2 separate regions of the Homo sapiens genome follow, and region 2 is linked to region 1. A link is a loop called in an ENCODE intact Hi-C map of the cell type or tissue named here. Cell type or tissue: Panc1. All regions are shown on one strand. Each heading gives the region's core, and the rest is flanking DNA. Links, peaks and the distances in the headings are about the cores only. Region 1 overlaps CFAP251 (cilia and flagella associated protein 251). Region 2 overlaps CFAP251 (cilia and flagella associated protein 251).

What was found. Peaks named below come from ENCODE experiments on the same cell type or tissue, not always from the same donor. Only the 100,000 strongest peaks of a DNase experiment are listed, where the experiment ranks them.
Region 2: a loop joins it to region 1, with 2.2 times the contacts of the local background. A loop is called at or near these places in 6 of 110 quality-filtered maps.

The regions. Positions count from the first base shown.
Region 1 is chr12:121,922,155-121,927,520 of GRCh38, forward strand. It overlaps CFAP251 (cilia and flagella associated protein 251), which reads left to right. Exons shown (of 22, transcript NM_144668.6): 3 at 1,468-1,836. Among named protein-coding and RNA genes, the nearest start is that of CFAP251, 6.2 kb to the left of the region's middle. RefSeq lists enhancers at 2,328-3,006, 2,569-2,863 and a silencer at 5,226-5,345. In Panc1, for the core only: no CTCF peak of the experiment used is centred there; a DNase peak (open chromatin) is centred at 2,677; H3K27ac peaks cover 1,029 bases.
Region 2 is chr12:121,989,318-121,994,683 of GRCh38, forward strand. The region is part of intron 19 of CFAP251 (cilia and flagella associated protein 251); the gene reads left to right. Among named protein-coding and RNA genes, the nearest start is that of BCL7A, 30 kb to the right of the region's middle. RefSeq lists enhancers at 1,718-1,767, 2,850-2,949. In Panc1, for the core only: no CTCF peak of the experiment used is centred there; a DNase peak (open chromatin) is centred at 3,074; H3K4me3 peaks cover 204 bases; H3K27ac peaks cover 496 bases.

The sequences.
Region 1 (5,366 bases), core at 310-5,309:
TGGAGTGCAATGGCGTGATCTCGGCTCACTGCAACCTCTGCCTCCTGGGTTCAAGTGATTCTCCTGCCTCAGCCTCCCGAGTAGTGAGATTACAGGCGTCCGCCACCTCGCCTGGCTGATTTTTTTGTATTTTTAGTAGAGGCAGGCTGTCACTTATGTTGGCCAGGCTGGTCTCAAACTCTTGACCTCAGGTGATCCACCAGCTTTGGCCTCCCAAAGTGCTAGGAGCCCCTGCACCTGGCCACAATCCATTCTTTTAAGGAGCTCTAAGGTGTGTAGGGAGGCAGACCTATGAGTGCAGTGAGTGAAAGATGCACAGGAGATGAAACAGGGCCTCTTAACTCAGTTTGGAGGATGGCCAGGGAAAGCTTCCTGGAGGAGGTGTGTGCCACAGCTGAGGTGCTCGCCTTAGAATGGAGTCGGTATGATAATAGGAGTGTAGGCTTCCCACAGACTGCTCCCAGTAGGAGAACTTAGCTGTGGCCTAAGAATAGGTCACTGTCTGTAGCTAGTCAGCCTTTTGGAGACCACGAGTGCCACTTAGAAGAATGATTTTGCCATTGTGGGTCTGCTGGTAGGCCAAGAATAAACTTGAACACACCCACGTTTGTCCTGTTCTTTTCTTTTCTCTTTTCTTTTCTTTTTTCTTTTTTGAGACGGAGTCTCGCTCTGTCGCCCAGGCTGGAGTACAGTGGTGCAATCTTGGCTCACTGCAAGCTCCGCCTCCTGGGTTCATGCTATTCTCCTGCCTCAGCCTCCCGAGTAGCTGGGACTACAGGCGCCCGCCACCACGCCCAGCTAATTTTTTGTTTTTGTATTTTTAGTAGAGATGGGGTTTCACCATGTTAGCCAGGATGGTCTCGATCTCCTGACCTCGTGATCTGCCCGCCTCGGCCTCCCAAAGTGCTGGGATTACAGGCGTGAACCACCGTGCCTGGCTCTTTTCTTATCTTTTCCTTTTCCCCCTCCCCTCCCCTCTCCTCCCCTTCCTGTCCCTTCTTCTCTCCTCTCATCCCTCCTTCCTTTCTGGGGTCTCACTTTGTCACCTAGGCTGGAGTACAGTGACATGATCTTTCACAAGCAGCCTCAACCTCCCAGGCTCAAGCAATCCTCTCACCTCAGCCTCCTGAGTAGCTGGGGCTACAGGCATGTACCACCACGCCCAGCTAATTTTGTTCATTTTTGGTAGACATAAGGTGGCACTGTGTTGCCCAGGCTGGTCTTGAACTCCTGGGCTCAAGTGATCCTCCCCTCTTGGCCTCCCAAAGTGTTGGGATTACAGGGGTGAGCCATTATACCCCATCTTGTTTTGTTTTTTAAGTACAAAATGTTCCAGCCTCTTTTAAAAAACATTTCATAATTCCTAGGTGAGGCTAACACTAAGACTGGCTGACTGGGAATAGAAAAGGTGAATAAATGGTGAGTAGCAGCACATATGGAATCATGATATTTTATTTCTTTTTAAAGAAAACCCAAAGAGGTAGCAAGTCAAAGCTTTCCTTACAATTGGAGGATGCAGAAACAGATGAGCTTTTAAGAGACCTGAGCACACAAATTGAATTTCTTGATTTGGATCAAATCAGTCCTGAGGAACAACAGATTAGTTCCCCTGAAAGGCAGCCCTCAGGAGAGCTTGAGGAGAAAACCGACCGGATGCCCCAAGATGAACTGGGACAAGAAAGAAGGGACTTGGAGCCAGAAAACAGAGAGGAGGGACAAGAAAGGAGAGTATCCGACATCCAGTCCAAAGCAGGGATCTCCCGGGAGTCACTGGTGTCCAGCACCACAGAGGACATTCTGTTTCAAAAGGATAAAAGCACCCCGGTGTATCCCTTGGTAAGTGTAATGCTTTTAAATCTCCCCCAGTGCTTTTGAGAGTGTTGCGCAATAGGGGAATTTTATGCATGTTGGGGGAAAAAGAATACCACCAGAAGGATACTTTTTAAACTAATAATAGACTTGTGTTTTTTTTTTTAAGACAGTCTTGCTTTGTCGCCCAGGCTGGAGTGCAGTGGCACGATCTTGGCTCACTGCAGCCTCCACCTCCCAGGTTCAAGCAATTCTTGTGCCTCAGTCTCCCGAGTAGCTAGGATTACAGGCATGAGCCACCACGCCTGGCTAATTTTTGTATTTTTAGTAGAGATGGCGTCTCGCCACGCCATGTTGGCCAGGTTGGTCTTGAACTCCTGACCTCAGATCATCCACCTGCTTCGGTCTCCCAAAGTGCTGGGATTACAGGCGTGAGCCACCACGCCCGGCCTAGACTTGTGTCTTTTTTTTTTTTTTTTTTTTTTGGAGACACAGTTTCACTCTTTTTGCCCAGGCTGGAGTGCAATGGCACGATCTTGGCTCACTGCAACCTCCGCCTCCCGGGTTCAAGCGATTCTCCTGCCTCAGCCTCCCAAGTAGCTGGGATTACAGGCGCCTGCCACCATGCCTGGCTTTTTTTGTATTTTTAGTAGAGATGGGATTTCACCATGTTGGCCAGGGTGATCTCGATCTCTGGACCTCGTGATCCGCCCACCTCGGCCTCCCAAAGTGCTGGGATTACAGGCGTGAGCCACCACGCCCGGCCTAGACTTGTGTCTTTTAAAGTTCGGTTAAGAGCTCCGACTGGAACACGTGTGACTGAACATGAACTTGAGAGCGGCATCTGCGTTCAATGGTGTTGCTCAGCAGGCAGGAAATTCCAGACATAGTTTGTCTGTTGCATAGGGTGCTATTTCACGTGGGAGATCCAAACTCCATTCCGCCCCTTTCCCCAGCTTCCTCCTCCCCCTTTCCTTCCCGCTTCCTCTCCCTCTTCTTCCCTTCCCTCTTCTTCCCCTCCCCTCTCCTTTCCCTTTTCTCTCTTCCCTCCTGTCTCCTCTCCTTTTTTCTCTCACATTGTAAAACTCCTCCTTCATGCTGCCAATTCCACCCCTTCCCCTTCTTGCCTCACCTCTTCTGCCTTTATCTTTACATGACCCCAAAACCATCCATTCCAAGAGGGTCCCAGAGTGGAAGGTAATGGAGGAGTGAAAGCCGCAGTGAAAAGCCCCAGGCAGTCCAGAGGAATCTGCCTTTGCCACTGCTGAAAATATTCCAGGGAGGCACCATCTGCGAGGAGTAAAAATATTATCATTTACCAGGAGAAGGAAAAGGAGGAGTTTTTTCCTTCTTCCTCCATCTGCTACTTTCTGAAAATTGTTTCCTAGGATTCATCCTTCCTGTAGATTCATGCCTTTGGAAGATGTGGAAGCGATTGAATGGATATCAAATACTTAATGTAGTTCCTAAGACATAGTGAGTACTCAGTAAGTGTCCGCAACTGTGTGTCATGACGATGACGGTGGCAAGACGTCTGGAGGGAAATGCAGGCAACTGGAAACCTCCTTTCTGCATATGGGCTTCATTTGAGCCCCGTGTGACAGCCTCTCTCCCACAGCTTGCAACTGTTCACTCCGAGAGAAAGAATAATTGAGCTTTAGGGCTCACAAAGACTCTTGTCTTGTTTAGCCAGCAAACATAAATCAGGCAATGTCTCTAAGAAGGTGTATTCTTTGTGTCAGGGGCACAGCTATCTGGACTTGGCAAGAGCCACTCCCCCAAGTTTTGGGTCTCGCTTAGCCTTGGTCTCACTGCGGAACCAAAACGGCAGAACCAAAAATTTTCTAGACTGTCTTCCTTTACAAATTACTTTAGCTTTTATTTATTTATTTATTTTTTGAGGTGGAGTCTTGCTCTGTCACCTAGGCTGGAGTGCAGTGGCGTGATCTTGGATCACTGCAACCTCCACCTCCTGGGTTCAAGTGATTCTCCTGCCTCAGCCTCCCGAGTAGCTGGGACTACAGGCATGCACCACCACGCCCAGCTAATTTTTTGTAATTTTTTTTTTTTTTTTTTTTTTTTTAGTAGAGACGGAGTTTCACCGTGTTAGCCCGGATGGTCTTGATCTCCTGACCATGCAATCTGCCCGCCTAGGCCTCCCAGAGTGCTGGGATTACAGGCGTGAGCCACCATGCCCGGCCTTTTTTAAGAGACAGAGCCCTGCTGTGTTGCCCAGGCTGGACTAGAACTCAATCCTCCCACTTCAGCCTCCTGACATTTCTTTAGCTTATTGCATGTATCTTCTTTCTTCTTTCTTTTTCCTTCACTTTCTTTTTCTTTCTCTCTTTCTCCTTTATTATTTTTTTCTTTTTGTTTATTTTGAGACAGGCTCTCACTCTATCACCCAGACTGGAGTGCAGTGGTGCGATCATGGTTCACTGCAACCTCCGTCTCCTGGGTTCAATGGATCTTCCCACCTCAGCCTCCCCAGTATCTGGGACTACAGGTGTGTATCACCACACCCAGCTAATTTTAAAAATCTTTTTTAGAGATGGGGTCTCACTATGTCTCTCAGGCTGGCCTTGAACTCCTAAGCTCAAGCAATCCTCCCGCCTCGGCCTCCCAAAGTGTTGAGATTATAGGTGTGAGCTACCGTACCCGGCCTCAATTTTTTCTTTTTGTTAAAACTATTCAGTGTTGGCCGGGCGCGGTGGCTCACACCTGTAATCCCAGCACTTTGGGAGCCCAAGGTGGGTGGATCACCTGAGGTCAGGAGTTCAAGACCAGCCTGATCAACATGGTGAAACCCCTCTCCACTAAAAATACAAAATCAGCCGGGCGTGGTGGTGCATGCCTGTAATCCCAGCTACTTAGGAGACTGAGCCAGGAGAATCGCTTGAACCCAGGAAGGCAGAAGTTGCAGTGAGCCAAGATTGCGCCATTGCACTTCAGCCTGGGTAATAGAGTGAGACTCTGTTTCAAACAAACAAACAAACAAAAACTATTCAGGATTATTTGTAAAAAATTCAGACAACTTATACATGTTTGAAGGCAAAGATTCTTCTTCCTACACACACCCCCACCCAATCTCATTTCCCTATGTAATTCCTGCCACAGTTGGCTGTGACTGCTCCTCTCCTGACCTTGTTCTGTGCATGTACAACATGTTATCTGTGTGCCCATGCCTGTGCACATGGCTCACATTTAGTTTTTGTGTTGTTTAGGTTTTTTTTTTTTTTTACCGGTGAGATAATCCTGCATTTCTACAAAATGTTTTTCCACTTAATATGTCTTGGAAGGTTTCTTGTATCAGTGCATGTATCTCTACTTCCTCTTTTTGTTTTTCTTTTTTTGAGATGGAGTCTCACTCTCACCCAGGCTGGAGTGCAGTGGTGCTATCTTGGCTCTCTGCAACCTCTGCCTCCCTGGGTTCAAGTGATTCTCCTGCCTCAGCCTCTCATGTAGCTGGGATTATAGGCACGCACCACCATACCCAGCTAACTTTTGTATTTTTGTAGACACAGGGTTTCGCCATGTAGGCCAGGCTGGTCTCGAGC
Region 2 (5,366 bases), core at 139-5,138, 67 kb after region 1:
GAGTAGAAGACAGTGGGCAAGAGCACCAGGCCAGGCCTTGGCTGCTGTCACCTGAGACTGCGTCCAGAGGGCAGAACTGTGCATGCATGCCCCACTCCTGGAAAAAGAGGCAGTCGCCATCCAGATCTAGTTCCTGGAGGGAGGTATGGAGCAGTTGGGGTCACAGTGTTGCATGAATCGCAGAGGGGGCGCTCACAGGGGTCTCCAGATGTGGCCATGCAGTGACGCTGCCCAGCCCTTACGCCCCCTCCTCAGCCCACTACTCCCTGCCCCGGGTCAGCGAGGAGATGCAGGGGGTGACCAGGGGAGGGTATGAGTGAAGATGATGAGTGGGAACAAGACACTGTGCCCCATTAGTTGAGAATGTTCTAGAGGGTATTGTGCGTTGGGAAGAGGGCGTGGGGAAGAGGGTGAGTGCTCCCAGTCCTACTGGTCCATGAAACCATTAGAAAAGCAAACCTGCCCCCACCAGGAGCCTGCTTATAAAAACAAGGAATGGCCCCAGTTCAAATATATCGTGTTCCTCTCCATTTAATAGGGAGGTTGTAAAACTTAATTATAGAACATAATTCTAAGGACATCAATGGCTTCCTGAGGCTGACAGCAGGGATCACAGACCCAAAGGCCTGCGTCATCAATGACAGAGGCAGAAATAAGATGCTCTCGGGTGAGGGGACTCCAGCCCACCACCAAGAGGCCACCCTCATGTCTTGGGGCCTGGAGCAGTCGGGGCAACAGAGGCCCAGATGCTGTATGTCTAAATGTTTAAAAGTTACCAATCAAGCAACAAGCTGATAAATAAATATTCCCCCTTGACAGTTCAACCTTCAACATGAGCTGATTCAAAGTTCACACCCGAATGGGCAGCATGCAGGGCCAAGCCAAGCTGGGCCTGCCCCATGTGTCCTCCCAGCTCTGACCCCATCCCTGGCCACTGTGTGCATGGCATTCAGGAGGTGGACCCTTCTCTATACTCTCCAAACAGCAGCCCCGGGGCACCCTTCAGGCCTATGGGTGGGCAACACCAGGGGCACAGGTTGGCCTCAGGAGGGTGAGATCCCCATGGGCCCCGGAAGTGGGCTTAGGTTATGTAGGGGAGAGAAGCCTCGGGTTCAGGTACCCAGAGTGTGGTCTAGAATTGGGTGCATGGGCTCGGGGTGGGCACCTCCTCTGCACCCTCCTCCTCATGCTTGTTTCCCAGCATACAGTGTCTTCCTCTGACCTCCTACTGGCCAAACCCTTCATGGCTCTGCAGTAGGCCCACCTCTTCCAGGAAGCCTTCCCGAAGCCCACCTGGCTGAGAGCTCCTCCAACCTTTGATGATGTTCTCCTGCATCTTGGCACTGAATCTTCTAGAGCCACGGTAGCCAACCTTTTAAAATCAGTTGAGGGCACTTAAAAAAATACATCAGTATTTTTACACCTGATTTTTACACCTGGGCCCCAGCCTTGTGCAACAGAACCTAGGGGTGGAGTCTAAGCATGGACAGTTTTTAAAGCCCCAGGCAGCCAGGGCTGAGGACCTTGGCGATGGAGCCTGTTAGTTCGCTTTCCTTGTGTATATCGTCTCTTGAGCATCTCTTCACATGGCCCAGACCTTAATAGACACTGAATAAATATTTGCTGACCCCAGTGACTAAGATTGAAAACCAGAATGCAGAACTGTTCTAGTAATAATTGAGAGACTTGTATTTCATTGGCTTTGCACTAAACCAAATGCTCAGTAACTACTAGTAAATCGAGTAAAATTAACTAGGGCACTAAATGATTATTCTAAGCTTCTTGTGAGTTTCAAGAGAATTCTTTTTGTGGCCTCACTTGTGTCCACATTATTTACTTCATCATTCATTCATTCATCCATTCATCCATCTATCTATCCATTCAGTAAACATTTCTCTGAGCCTCTATAATGTGCCAGGCTCTGAACTAAGCTGCCGGGGAAATAGAGATGAAAGCTCTGGCTACAGCTTAATGGGGAAAACAGATGTGAGCCCAAAGAATTAGAGCGTGCACCGCAGCTGCCACCCATTATTACTCTCTACTGAAAGTCACAAGCTTGGGGCTGATTCATTTTGGCACCAGTATCACCTCCGTGAACCCCTGTGGTCTAAGAGCAGCAGTATTCAAAGTGTGGTCCCCAGACCAACAGGATTGACTTCACGTGACCTAGGGACTTACAAGAAATGCAAATGGTCAGACCCTATCCCAGACTCAGAAACCCCCCAGGTGGGACCAGCAGTCTGTTTGAACAAGACCTCCCGGTCATTGTGAAGCCTGACATGTCAGCGAGCCTTTGCCTTCCAGCCATGTTTCTCAAGCTTGGCTACGCATTCAAATCATTCGAATGAGAAGCTTCCAAAAATTTGGTCCCCAGACCAATTAAATCAGGATCTCAGCTGGTTGTGGTGGCTCATTCCTGTAATCCCAGCAATTTGGGAGGCCGAGGCAGGCAGATCACTTGAAGTCAAGAGTTTGAGACCAGCCTGGCCAACAGTAGGAACCCTGTTGCTACTAAAAATACAAAAATTAGCCAGCTGTGGTGGCGCGCGCCTGTAGTCCCAGCTACTTGGGAGGCTGAGGCAGGAGAATTGGTTGGACTCAGGAGGTGGAGGTTGCTGTGATCCGAGATCACGCCACTGGACTCCTGCCTGGGCGACAGAGTGAGACTATCATCTAAAAAAAAAAATCAGGTTCTCAGGGAATAGGATCTGGGCCTCAGAACTGTTTAAGCTCTCCAGGTGAATGGAATAAAGCCCCGCCTTAGCAGGCGTGAGAATGCCAATCAAAGGCCAGGCTGACTGACAACCACCAGTGCGTCTGGGCCGCTCAGCTAGGACTCCTGCTTCTCTCAAGCCATCTTCACACGGGGGCGTTCAGAACAAGCTCTGCGTTCTATTTCCAGCTCCGAGGTTCCTCTCCCAAGCATGAACTTTGTTCAGACAAGTAGCAGAACCTGCCTTTTCAACGAACACTTGCGAAGTCGGCTCAGGAAGGAAATGTCAGTGATGCCGAAGCTGCCAACTCCGTGCTTGTTGAGTAGTGATTCTTGATCAGTCATACGGGAAGAGAGAGTAAGAGGTGAATCACATGCTGAGTGGTTTGTGCTGTGAATGTTTGCTGAGCTCTTTGGAACTCTCTGGGTATGAGTAACTCAGGCCCTTATGAATTCCTTTTGTCGTCTTAGTCTCCTGTTCTGAACTGAGTTAAATCATATATTACATTGGTAATTTATATATATTTATATATATTATTTCTTTTTTTTTTCTTTTTCAGACAGGGTCTTACTCCTCACTCCTGTTGCCCAGGCTGGAGTGCAGTGGCACAATCACGGCTCAGTGCAGCCTCCACCTCCCGGGCTCAGGTGATCCTCCCATCTCAGCCTCCCAAGTAGCTGGGACTACAGGCACATGCGCCACCACGCCAAGCTAATTTGTTGTCTTTTTTGTAGAGACAGGATTTCACAGCCCAGGCTGTCTCAAGCTCCTAAAACGATCTACCCACTCCAGCCTCCTAAAGTGCTGGGATTACAGGCGTAAGCCACCCCACCCAGCCAAATTATAATTTATCTTATGTTATGATTACATGTATTGTAATTAGCAAGTGCATAGAAAAATATAATCACAAGAGCTCTCCCTCTCCCTCTCCCACTCCCTCTCCCTCTCCGTCTCCCTCTCCCTCTCCCTCTCCCCACGGTCTCCCTCTCATGCGGAGCCGAAGCTGGACTGTACTGCTGCCATCTCGGCTCACTGCAACCTCCCTGCCTGATTCTCCTGCCTCAGCCTGCCGAGTGCCTGCGATTGCAGGCACGCGCCGCCACGCCTGACTGGTTTTGGTGGAGACCGGGTTTCGCTGTGTTGGCCGGGCCGGTCTCCAGCCCCTAACCGCGAGTGATCCGCCAACCTCGGCCTCCCGAGGTGCCGGGATTGCAGACGGAGTCTCGTTCACTCAGTGCTCAATGGTGCCCAGGCTGGAGTGCAGTGGCGTGATCTCGGCTCACTACAACCTACACCTCCCAGCCGCCTGCCTTGGCCTCCCAAAGTGCCGAGATTGCAGCCTCTGCCCGGCCGCCACCCCGTCTGGGAAGTGAGGAGTGTCTCTGCCTGGCCGCCCATCGTCGGGGATGTGAGGAGCCCCTCTGCCTGGCTGCCCAGTCTGGAAAGTGAGGAGCGTCTCCACCCGGCCGCCATCCCATCTAGGAAGTGAGGAGCGCCTCTTCCCAGCCGCCATCACATCTAGGAAGTGAGGAGCGTCTCTGCCCGGCCGCCCATCGTCTGAGATGTGGGGAGCGCCTCTGCCCCGCCGCCCCATCTGGGATGTGAGGAGTGCCTCTGCCCGGCCGAGACCCCGTCTGGGAGGTGAGGAGCGTCTCTGCCCGGCCGCCCCGTCTGAGAAGTGAGGAGACCCTCTGCCTGGCAACCACCCCGTCTGAGAAGTGAGGAGCCCCTCTGCCCGGCCAGCACCCCGTCCGGGAGGGAGGTGGGGGGGTCAGCCCCCCGCCCGGCCAGCCGCCCCGTCCGGGAGGGAGGTGGGGGGGGTCAGCCCCCCCGCCCGGCCAGCCGCCCCGTCCGGGAGGTGAGGGGCGCCTCTGCCCGGCCGCCCCTACTGGGAAGTGAGGAGCCCCTCTGCCCGGCCAGCACCCCGTCCGGGAGGGAGGTGGGGGGGTCAGCCCCCCGCCCGGCCAGCCGCCCCGTCCGGGAGGGAGGTGGGGGGGGGGTCAGCCCCCCCGCCTGGCCAGCCGCCCCATCCGGGAGGTGAGGGGCGCCTCTGCCCGGCGGCCCCTACTGGGAAGTGAGGAGCCCCTCTGCCCGGCCAGCCGCCCCGTCCGGGAGGGAGGTGGGGGGGGTCAGCCCCCCCGCCCGGCCAGCCGCCCCGTCCGGGAGGTGAGGGGCGCCTCTGCCCGGCCGCCCCTACTGGGAAGTGAGGAGCCCCTCTGCCCGGCCAGCCGCCCCGTCCGGGAGGGAGGTGGGGGGGTCAGCCCCCCCGCTCGGCCAGCCGCCCCGTCCGGGAGGGAGGTGGGGGGGGTCAGCCCCCCTGCCCGGCCAGCCGCCCCGTCCGGGAGGTGAGGGGCGCCTCTGCCCGGCCGCCCCTACTGGGAAGTGAGGAGCCCCTCTGCCCGGCCACCACCCCGTCTGGGACGTGTGCCCAACAGCTCATTGAGAACGGGCCAGGATGACAATGGCGGCTTTGTGGAATAGAAAGGCGGGAAAGGTGGGGAAAAGATTGAGAAATCGGATGGTTGCCGTGTCTGTGTAGAAAGAAGTAGACATGGGAGACTTTTCATTTTGTTCTGCACTAAGAAAAATTCCTCTGCCTTGGGATCCTGTTGATCTGTGACCTTACCCCCAACCCTGTGCTCTCTGAAACAT